Linked DNA regions of Homo sapiens: region 1 is linked to region 2. The links are chromatin loops, found by intact Hi-C in ENCODE. Cell type or tissue: CD4-positive, alpha-beta T cell. All regions are shown on one strand. Each heading gives the region's core, and the rest is flanking DNA. Links, peaks and the distances in the headings are about the cores only. Region 1 overlaps TSHZ3 (teashirt zinc finger homeobox 3). Region 2 has its middle 5.3 kb from the start of ZNF507.

Evidence for each region. Hi-C counts contacts between places; a loop is a spot of excess contacts. Peaks named below come from ENCODE experiments on the same cell type or tissue, not always from the same donor. Only the 100,000 strongest peaks of a DNase experiment are listed, where the experiment ranks them.
Region 1: it touches region 2 in a loop (3-fold over the local background); 4 of 110 quality-filtered maps call a loop at or near these places.

What each region holds. Positions count from the first base shown.
Region 1 is chr19:31,338,229-31,343,603 of GRCh38, forward strand. The region is part of intron 1 of TSHZ3 (teashirt zinc finger homeobox 3); the gene reads right to left. It overlaps TSHZ3-AS1 (TSHZ3 antisense RNA 1), which reads left to right. Exons shown (of 3, transcript XR_002958388.2): 1 at 1-5,375. Among named protein-coding and RNA genes, the nearest start is that of TSHZ3, 8.5 kb to the right of the region's middle. RefSeq lists an enhancer at 2,575-3,099. In CD4-positive, alpha-beta T cell, for the core only: no CTCF peak of the experiment used is centred there; a DNase peak (open chromatin) is centred at 2,193.
Region 2 is chr19:32,337,672-32,343,046 of GRCh38, forward strand. No RefSeq gene overlaps it. Among named protein-coding and RNA genes, the nearest start is that of ZNF507, 5.3 kb to the right of the region's middle. RefSeq lists an enhancer at 2,518-2,567. In CD4-positive, alpha-beta T cell, for the core only: CTCF peaks have their summits at 2,781 (motif pointing right) and 2,990; a DNase peak (open chromatin) is centred at 2,790.

The DNA.
Region 1 (5,375 bases), core at 67-5,066, 1.0 Mb before region 2:
GCGTCCCTGAGTACTTCCAGTAGGTGGGGGTGTCCTGGTGCACACAGCTCAAGGGTGCAAACCCAGAAGCGATTAACTGGCAGGGCTTGGGAACAGCTGTCCACATCAGGCCTGGTGGGGGTCTGCTGGGGCCCTGCAGAGGGGACAGAGCTCAGACACAAAGGGGAAGAGGCTGCTGGGAGCCCGGGCAGGGAGCCGCAAAAGATTATTTTTTATCTGAAATATTCCTGAGACGTGGAAGTCTTTACGTTTCTTCATTCTCACACTACTAACCAAGCCAACCAAAAGATTTTTTTAATAGTTATATTGTGCTAAGCTTTTCAGATACGGTGTTGGTTTTTCTTTTTTTTTTCTTTTTTTTTTTTTTTTAGCATGACACGGAGTTTAAAAAAAATCAGACAAGGGTTCTGGCTTCAGCAACTGCAGCTCTGTTTATATTTTAATGTTTTGTACGTGACTGCTTCTGTGGGGGAAGAAAAAGAGGGAGAGAGAAAGTTGCCTGTGAGCTTTAGTGTAAATCACAGATACTTCATTTTTCTCTGTGTCCTTGGAAATTATTCAAAATTAAAGCCTTCCTCCCTCCATCTTTTTTTTCTTTCTTTCTTTCTTTCTTTTTTCTTTTTTTTCCAGTGGGGGAGTCTTCTGTATTGCACATGCGAGGGTTTGTGTCTGGTCAGCTGCAATGAGAAGGCAAGGCCAATCGATAGAAACACACACACAGGCCCCTACCCTGCCCCAGCTTGTCCGACTCTCAAGTTACAGGTTTACACGGCAAGTCTAAATAATATTCAAAATGATAAATGGTACCCGAAGCCCGGCATCCACCATCAATCTTTTTTTAAGGAACATCCATCTTCAATAACGCACGTTTGAATCATGTGAAGTCAGGAGCCCTGAGATTCATTTCTACCACCCTTTGCAAGCCAGGGTGGCTTGAATGATACCTGTCAACCTTTTTCTTTTTTCTTTTTTTTTTCTCTCCCCTTGACTAATGGGGAAAAAAAAAGGCAGGGAAAAGAGAAAAGGAATGAGAAAGGGGGGAAAAAAAGTCAGAAGAGTGTCAAAGGCTGAACAGTGTGGTTTAGCAGATAATATGAATGAGCATAACCTCTCCCGTGCCTCTGCCAATCTCCCACCCGCCACGCCACGCACCCAGCCATCCAGAAGCAGGCTCTACCCCCTTCTCCCCTGCCCAGCCTCTTTCCTCCCTTTCCCTCTTGCCAAATCAGCAGAGCTCCCTCCTGCAAGCCACAGGGTACAGTACCAAGAGGAGGAAGAGACAGCCTCACATGGACCTGGGCTTCCCTCCCCTCCCCGTAGTCTGGCTGGGGCCCATATGATAAATGACATATGTCATTCTGTCAGGAGGGAAGGGTGGGTCAGTGATGTATGACTCTGCTGAAAAGGAAATCGACTGTTTGGCATGGTGCAGCTCTTCTCCACCAGGATTTAGTTTCAGAACTCTGAAATGAATTCTCCGACGTTTCAAGTGCATACTTAGGGCAGGGTGATGGGAGGCCTGGGAAATCGTACTCCATCCTCCCACTGCCCTTCCCATGGCAAAAAGGAAAAAAAAAAGGGGGGGGCGTTCTGCTGCTGATACCTGCAAAAGGCCACGCACGTGTCGAAGTCCCTAGCTGTCGCAACACCGTGGGTTATTTAAAAAAATTGACTTTAAAAAAAAAAAAAGAAAGAAAAGAAATCAAGTGGAGTCAGGTTAGCCCTTTTATTTATTTATTTTTTAATGGCAAAGGGCTGACACAAAAGCAAGATAAAAATTAGCATGTTTGAAGTAATCGTCCCGCAGCTTGACATCTGCATAGTAAATTTTAAAGGAAAAAAATGTGTCAGACAGCCATGAGCCGCCTCGCCCTCCCCCTTTCATTAGCTCACTGCCAGGGTGGCACTGCTGAACCTCATTATGGCGAGAGGATTTATGAAGCTGAACCCAATGGCAAAGAAAAGGCATCTGTCAATAATTGTAGGGAGCTGCACTCACAGCTTTGAAATCTCATTAAGTATGCAGTTATCAGGCATAAAGATCAAAAACATTACTCAACTCCGACAGAATCTTATGGAGGAACATTAATTAGCAACAGGCCTACAGTACAAAAAAAAAAAAAAAAAAAAAAAAAACCACAGACTTCCTCTCACACCTGCCCAACCCACAAACCTAAAGCAACACTCCCCCTCCCGCCTGAAAAAAAATAATTCCCAGCATCTGAAACTGATCAAGAACATGAAACAAGAGAGACGCACACAGAAAAGGGGAAAGGGAGGGAAGGGGTGGGCGGCGGGCAGGGAGGAGGGGAGAGGGAGGGCGGGGAAATTCAGTTGAGAAAGCCTTGGCGGTGAGGAGAGAAAAGGAAGAAGCTGTCAAACTTGAGAAGGATGTCAGTGCGGGCCCTGATTACTGGGGCCTATGGAGTTCTCAGACCTTTTATCATCATCACCATCAAAACCAGTCTAGGAGTCACTACCGGGAGGACTGGGGGCTGCAGGTTTGCAGCCCAGGCCCAGGGCCCAGACCCCAGGACCCTCTCCTCCAGCCCCTGCTTACCTGGCAGGCAGGAGGCTGCAGGGCCAAGACCCAGGAGGCAGGCCCCGCTTTCCCCAGCCAGTCTGCACCCAGCCAGCTAAAGCTGGCAGCAAGACCTGCCTTCACAGGCTCTGGACACAGGCCAGGGAACCACTGCGTTCACCTTCCATCTCTCAACCACTGTAACACACCTTTTTCTTCCTCCAAAGAGACTGCAGCATCCCCTTCTCACACAGGCACCTTCTGTTATTTGATTTCTGTGTGCAATCCCTTACTGAAAAATACAATATAGATGGGGGAAGGCACGTGGAAACTGCCAAGCTGACCCTGAGTCCCGAGGCCTCCAGACCTCTGTAACACTTGGGACAAGGTGCAGCTCATTACGGGTGTCCAGCAGATCCACACACTAGTTTGACTCTAGGATCTCCAGGAAGGTAAAATTAAATGGCAAGTTTCCTACCCCACCACATTCTAGCCTCTTGCAAGATGCATTGGCAAAGAGTAATGTACATAATGTACATGTGTTTCAGAAGCATCCCACAAGTATTGCGCACTTGGGGTCTCAGGCAAACTTCCCTGATGTCCTGTGGTGGTCTGGATCCAGGGTAGGTGCACAGAGGCCTGATGGGGTGGGAGTGTGTCTCAAATACCACACAGGTTTCAGTCCAACAGGCAACATCAGCCACTCCCGGACATGTCATGCAACAGTGAGGCACCATCTGTAGCCCCCACCCCCATGAAAGGTGTAGGAAAATAATAAAGTAGATATCCTGCATGTTATTTCCCTTATTGCACTGTTATAGAAAGGTGGCCTTCTCTGTTCACCTGCTAGCATGCACTCACTCTCTCTCTCTCTCTCTCTGACACACACACACACACACACACACACACACACACACACACAGCACTTCCCACAGTCCCACACCATAAGAAAACCTACAGAACAGCTCCTTTGATCCGAATCCTCTGCTAGCATTCTCCTGGCTCCTCACTCACTCCTAGGCCACATTCTTCCCTGGTTCCACGGCTACTTCTGAAGTGTTTACCTCTCTGGTCTACTCAGAAGACAATGGTCACCTTTTCATAATTAGCCACATCTTTAAGAAAACGGGCATTAAGATTCCTAGGCAACCAGCTTGGAGATCCCTCCAAACCAAGGCCCATCTTTTCCAATAAATGCCTCTCCTTTAGAATATCAATGAACACAGCTCGAATAAACTGTCACCTATGACCAAAAATAGGAACACTTGTCTATAAACCAGACTTGATGAGAAGGCATTTTAGCAGGAGTATTACAATAAGGTGTTTACATTTTTTATGTACTTACCATATTACCTTTATTATGTGTAACATCAAAGTGATTATAGCAATTACATCTAACAGAATTAATTACAGAACTTCGTATCATTCCAGGATACATAATGCATTAGAGGTAAGCCAAAGAAAGAAAACATCTTGATTGTGGTAACTATTGTTGGGGTGTATTTTCTCTAGCAGCAATGCCACACCAACGGCAGCTTTCTGAGCAATGGAAACTGAGGGGTTTAACAGGGAAAAAGCTGTATTCTCTTAAAATTGAACTCATGCTTTTTGCTTAATAGTACGTTGGTGATAGTGGACATATAAAATCAATTTAATTTTTTAAGTGTAAATCTTTAAAAGGTGCTGGTTAATCCACCCAACCAATGTTAATACATAAAGGAGAAAGCACATGGGTGAAAGACTTACAAGTCTTTACGTATGCAAAATAAATTCACTCAAGGCTTCATTAATATTAATTTAAATTCAAAACCCATTTACATTAAATTGTTCATTAAAAATTGCCTATTTTATGCAACATGCATTTCTCAAAGAACTCAGAGGAAACTGAATACATAGGACTAGATTTAATGATGGGAATGGAAAATCAAAAGTAAATGAATTGGAGTCATTTCACGTATATTACCAAACAGCCCTTTGCTCTCCATTAAGGATGGGTTCCACTTTGGGAAACAAATATATTTTCTGAATATTGTGTTTTCCATTGCTATAAACTTGTAAACATGACCTTCTGGCCTACCACAGAGGAAAAAGAAGAAACACAGAGAAACTGGTGGAAGGGAGAGGGCAGCCAATCCAAAACCTGGCTAACATTAAAACAGGGATGGTTTGCCTTCGGATCTCACCTGGATTCACAGTGCATTGAGAGTTAGGCTTGCGTTTTTAAAAATGTACGTAAGTTAGCATCTGCCAGTGCCCATCTTGATCTAGAACTAACAGTGTCTCTCTCCCCTACACTCTACCCTTTACAATCCTTTATTCTCTTAGCGAGGTGACCAGGAATGCGATGACAAGGAGTTGGTAAGTTCCTTGTGCCCTCCCTCCCGACAACAATCTGAACTTACCCTGTTTCCCCAACAGCTGTTCTGGATGAAGAAAACACAGTCATAATTAATAACATGTGTCCTGACAGTATGAATTAATAATTTATCATTAAGCCCAAACAAATTTAAATTATTCTTCAAGAGCCACACCTTTGCATATCTGAGAAAATAAGGTAAGGAGATGGTTAAAATGTCCAGGTAACGTGACCTTCAGTGAACTACTCGCCCCCACCCCCCGGACTGTATCTCTTGGACTATTCTTGTTGAAATGCTAAAATAATTTACAGAATTGAAAGTAATTAAACCCAAGAATCTAAATGCTGATCAAACTAAGTGCATGTGCTAGAAATGTCTTCTTTTTTAAATGGGGCTTATAAAATATTCAATATTTGGTCAAGGACACTCTGTAATCTTTCTAATAAAGATTCCTAAACCTAGAGTATGACAGTTGTTCAGGCAAGTGGTCATAAGAA
Region 2 (5,375 bases), core at 99-5,098:
GACACACAGCTAGTGAGTGCTAACAGGTTTTGAAGCACAGGGTCAATGAAAACCGGTCCACAGACTAGATTCTTAGGGCCTCTCTGTGGCCAACTCCCTTGTCTCTAACTGGATGCCACGTTTATTCTCTTTCCAAGCCTCCGGCCCTCAATCTCACACCCTATCTTCCCAAAAGATGCTTTTGAGTAGCTCCTCCAATAAACTTTATGCTTGGGAGCATGTCTGCTAAATGAAATCACTTTTTTCTTCGATCATTCAGTGTTTACTGAATGTAGCTACATTTTAGGCCCTGTTCTAGGCCGGAAGGGCAGGAGAGATATTGATGAACAAAACTGACAAGCTCCCCTGGGCTCTTGAAGCTCATTTCCCACCAGGGTAGACACGTGTTGAGGCAGTGATTACACATGGAATTAATGACAAGAGAGTGAAGTCCACAAAGACGCAGGAAATCACACAAGCAGAGCGCCCGACATGGGCCCTCCAACAGAAGGCCCTCAACAGAGGCCTGCTGCCTGTCTCTGCCTGGCCCAGTCCCAGCCCCAATCTGCCTTTCTGGCCAGAGCTCTTCCTGCTCCCCATACTGAGTCCTCCAACCCCAGCAGAGGGGTCTCCACGATCCAGATAGATGCCCTGTGTCCGTGTGCACCTCCCTGCTCCATTCAGGTTGGTCCATTTTCTTCCACGTGCCAAGGTGACCCATTCTTGAACTTAGGTAGCTCAGATTCTGCTTTCCCATTACCTGGTCCTAGGGATGTCCCTGCAGGTGGCCTAGAGATATGAGTGGAAGGAGGAGGCCTGATGCAAGAGGGATGGACATGGCAGCCTGACCACCTAATCATGAAGCTTCATGCACCCCACAGCTCCACTCATGCCTAATTCTGGATGCACCACTTATATCTGGCGACAGATTTCTACTGGGCCTTCCTGCCTTCTGGCCTTGTGGAGCTGAAGATGAGGCCAGAAGGGGCATGCAATTTGCTATTTGCAGTGTGGATGATACGGTTTGGCTCTGTGTCCCCACCCAAATCTCATCTCAAATTGTAATCCCCATATGTCGGGAGGGTCCTGGTGGGGGTGATTAAATCATGTGGGCGGACGTCTCCCTTGCTGTTCTCATGATAGTGAGTGAGTTCTCATGAGATCTGGTTGTTTGAAGTTTGTGGTACTTCCCCCCTTACTCTGTCTCTCTCCTGCTCCAACCATGGTAAGATATGCTTGTTTCCTCTTGCCTGATGCCATGATTGTAAGTCTCCGGAGGCCTTTCAGTCACGCTTCCTCTTAAGCCTGCAGAACTGTGAGTCAATTAAACCTCTTTTCTTCATAAATTACCCAGTCTCAGGTAGCTCTTTAGAGCAGTGTGAGAACGGACTAATATAGTGAACTTTCTCTGGGTACGATATGCATTTTTTCCTTTCCTTTATCACTCATGTCTCTTTCTCAGTGAAAGAAACATCCCAGGCTGGGCATGGTGGCTCACGCCTGTAATCCCAGCACTTTGGGAGGCCAAGATGGGTGGATCACTTGAGGTCAGGAGTTCAAGACCAGCCTGGGCAACATGGTAAAACCCCATCTCTACTAAAAATACAAAAATTAGCCAGGCATGGTGACATATGCCTATATTCCCAGCTACTCGGGAGGCTGAGGCAGGAGAATCGTTGGAACCCAGGAGGCAGAGGTTGCAGTGAGCTGAGATTGCACCACTGCACTCCAGCCTGGGTGACAGAGCGAGAGTGTCAGTGTCAAAAAATAAAAATTAATTAATTAATTAATTAATTAAATAAACATCCCAGAAGGTCAAATACTATACCATGTTCCCTCTGCTTGGTCTTCCCCAGTATACGAAGAGCTCAAGCTGGGAATCTTAGAAGATAGACTCCTTGCAATCTGCAGTTATCCATTTACTGATGTCTTAAGCAAGAAGTAGAACTCCCAGCCAGTCGGTGATGATGCCAGCAGCTCCTCCTAGTCTATCACCTCAAAAGGAGCTGTCAAAATAACAAATGACATATTTTTAAGTTGCAGGATTACCCCTTAGCTGGGCTTTCTTGGTTTGATTAGCAGTTACTTTTCCTTTTAGTGTCTTTCTTCATCTTCTCCTCCTTCTTCTTTTCATTTTCTTCCTCTGCTCCACTCATCAATAAAGGCCACTGTTTTCAGGAAACTGCTTCCCTAGGAAGAATTGAACAGTATACTATTACAATCATATTGTCTTGTTCAGAAGCAGGTGGTATTACCTGTCAACAGGGGTTTGGGGCAGAGCAAATAGCTCCCACCCAGCTCGGTGAAGCCACTCCCTGGCTCCTGGGTAGAGAAAAATGGCCAAAGAAGAGAGCTCTTTGGAGGCCTCAAAATCTCATTTTCATTCCCTTTGCAGAGAAGAGACTGACTTTATTGACAAAGACGACTGAAAATTGCTTGAGCGTTCCAATAACCAGTCTGCGTTGAGGCAGAAAGACAGTCTGGCGGAGGCAAGCTCCCTGCTCCACCGCTAGCTCCGCCGAGCCACGCTTTCCTGCAGCACCAGTCTGTGGCATATGCAGACTAGACTGAAAGGAGCCTCCTGTCGGCCTCAAAAGCAGCCCCCCTCCACCTCCACTCCCAGCCTGCTGGTGCGTTTCCTGGATCCCAATCACAAATCAACACGAATGCAGGGAATCTCTGCCAGACACCAAACTCTTAGGCTGATTCAGGAGCTTGGGGTCAGGCCTAAGTTGGCTTGGACCAGGCACAGGTCCCATTTTCCACTGGAGTGCCCTGTGGCTTGGCTGCACATTGCGCGTGGGCCACTAGATGTCACCATTATTGATTCTTGTCCTTATACCCAGGTCCTGAGTCTAAGACAGGGTCTCAGGGCTAGGAGAACTCTGGAGAGAATTCCATCGCAGCGTTGACTGCAGGGCTGCTATATTTGCTATGTCTGAGTTCCTCGGTGGGCCTTTTCTAAATAAGTTAGCATCTCAGCCCCAAAACAGCTGAGCTGCAAATTAAGCAAAGACCAGTATTAGCCAGAGCCAACCCTGATTTTCACAATCACGTCCCCTGCCCTTTCTCCTCCTCTTCATCGTCAGGGTTGGTCATTATGCATCCTTCTGGTTTACTTGGGCCCTCAATAAGAAATAAATTAATATGTATGCCTCATAGCACCAAGGATTTTAGATGTTGATGTGCTGTTGAAGAAACATAGGTCTGTGGCTTTTAGCAGAGAATGAATGACAGAGGGATAATTTATGATGGTCCTTGAGACCTGAACTACAATTATGAAGTATTTCTAGGTGTATATTCAGGATGCAAAGTGCAAGGAACCCAGAGCTAATGTTAATTTATTACTGACAGCTGTATATATAATAATATATCACGTCTTTTCATCTTACATTCCTTCTGACTTACATCAAGCAATCTTTTCATTCATTAATAAAATCAAGTCTTGCCATTATTCTTAATGATGAAGTCCCATCTTGAACCCAGAGGACTCCTATCATTAAACTCCGTGCTTCTATATACCAGTCATCTGAAGCTCAAAAAAAAGGATAAATTGAACTTCTTGTTTTACAAGCAAGGTGAAAACATCGGAAAGATAGAGCCCACTTGCTCACAGTCCCACAAGGGCTAAGTAGCAAAGTCAGGGACAATTTCGGGGTTTATTTTTCTCAGCTCGCACTACCACATCCTTTTTTGCCTTTTAGCTCTCTTGCCTCCTCTCACCTTTCTACAATCTCTCCTTTTTTGAGGCAGTATTTTTTTTTTTTTTTTTTTTTTTTTTTGAGACGGAGTCTCGCTCTGTCGCCCAGGCTGGAGTGCAGTGGCGGGATCTCGGCTCACTGCAAGCTCCGCCTCCTGGGTTCACGCCATGCCTCAGCCTCCCAAGTAGCTGGGACTACAGGCGCCCGCCACTACGCCCGGCTAATTTTTTTGTATTTTTAGTAGAGACGGGGTTTCACCGTTTTAGCCGGGATGGTCTCGATCTCCTGACCTCGTGATCCGCCCGCCTCGGCCTCCCAAAGTGCTGGGATTACAGGCGTGAGCCACCGCGCCCGGCCGAGGCAGTATATTTTTTAAAGGTCATGATAAAAATTACACCTTAAAGAAATACGGGCCACACGTCTCGTCCAATTTTCGGTTCTGTGCCAAAGACTTACATGATTAATCCCTTCAAAACAAATCTAATCTAATCTTATCACACCAAAGACAAGGTGTCCTTCATAAGTATTGTGGCTGGAAACAAGTAGGTCTTCCTCCAGTTTCAACTCGTTCAATGTCTCATTCAGTTTACAACCAGTCATCACCTTGGCAACTTACTCGAGGCACTGTCTTCAGCGTTCCCAAAACGTAAGTAGTGCTCCAGTTCAGCTTGTAAAATCATCAAACTCCGTGGTCACTTTAGGAGATACAGAGACCCATGATACTTGTAGATAAAGCGAAACCTTTAGCCTCATCGACTAATTAATGGCCTCAAAGTAAAATAATGAGGTGTGTGGAGATAGGGATTCAGTTACTGGGTCATCTCTCATCTGGAGACACAATCAGATTCCACTGAATAGGCGCTAGATAACTGAATAAGCGAGTTTCCTATCTATAATACTAAATCTTACTAGGATTGTTTAATTAAATCATGATAAATAACACTCTGTGGCAGGTGAGAGGTGCTGAGAAGAGCTTAGGTGAGATGTCCACAAGTTCAATGGAACTACATCTGAATGCCTTTGCATTCTTCTGACTTAAAAATGTTGACTGTAACTTTCCAGAGAGTTCTTTTCTAGGAAAGAGAAATACTGAGGTGCTGTGTCCCAGGCTTTTTGAAGTTGTCTTGGTTTTCCTATCAGATTCTGCATTGTATACTTTCTCAGTCTTCAGGAATGAAGGTCCTAATTCCTTCATTATCATTCCTTTCTGCCTATAATGATTTCTTCCTAATGGCTCTGGCTGTTCCAGGTACATCAGAGTAGGGAGTGGGTATCAGTGGCTGTGTCATGCTACAGTAACAAGCAGATTTCTCAAAGAACTAACATTAGAACTACCATTCCACCCAACAATCCCACTACTGGGTGTATACCCAAAGGAAGATAAATCATTTTACCGAAAAGACACCTGCACTCATATATTTACTGAAGCACTATTCACAATTGCAAAGACATGGAATCAACTGAAGTGCCATCAATGGTAGACTGCATAAAGAAAATGCGGTACATATACAGCAAGGAATACTATGCAGCCATAAAAAAGAACAAAATCATGTCCCTTGCAGCAACATGGATGCAGCTAGAGGTCATTATCCTAAGCAAATTAACACAGAAACAGAAAGCCCAATACTGCATGTTCTCACTTATAAGTGAGAGCTAAACATGGGGTATACATGGACATAAAGAAGGGAACAATGA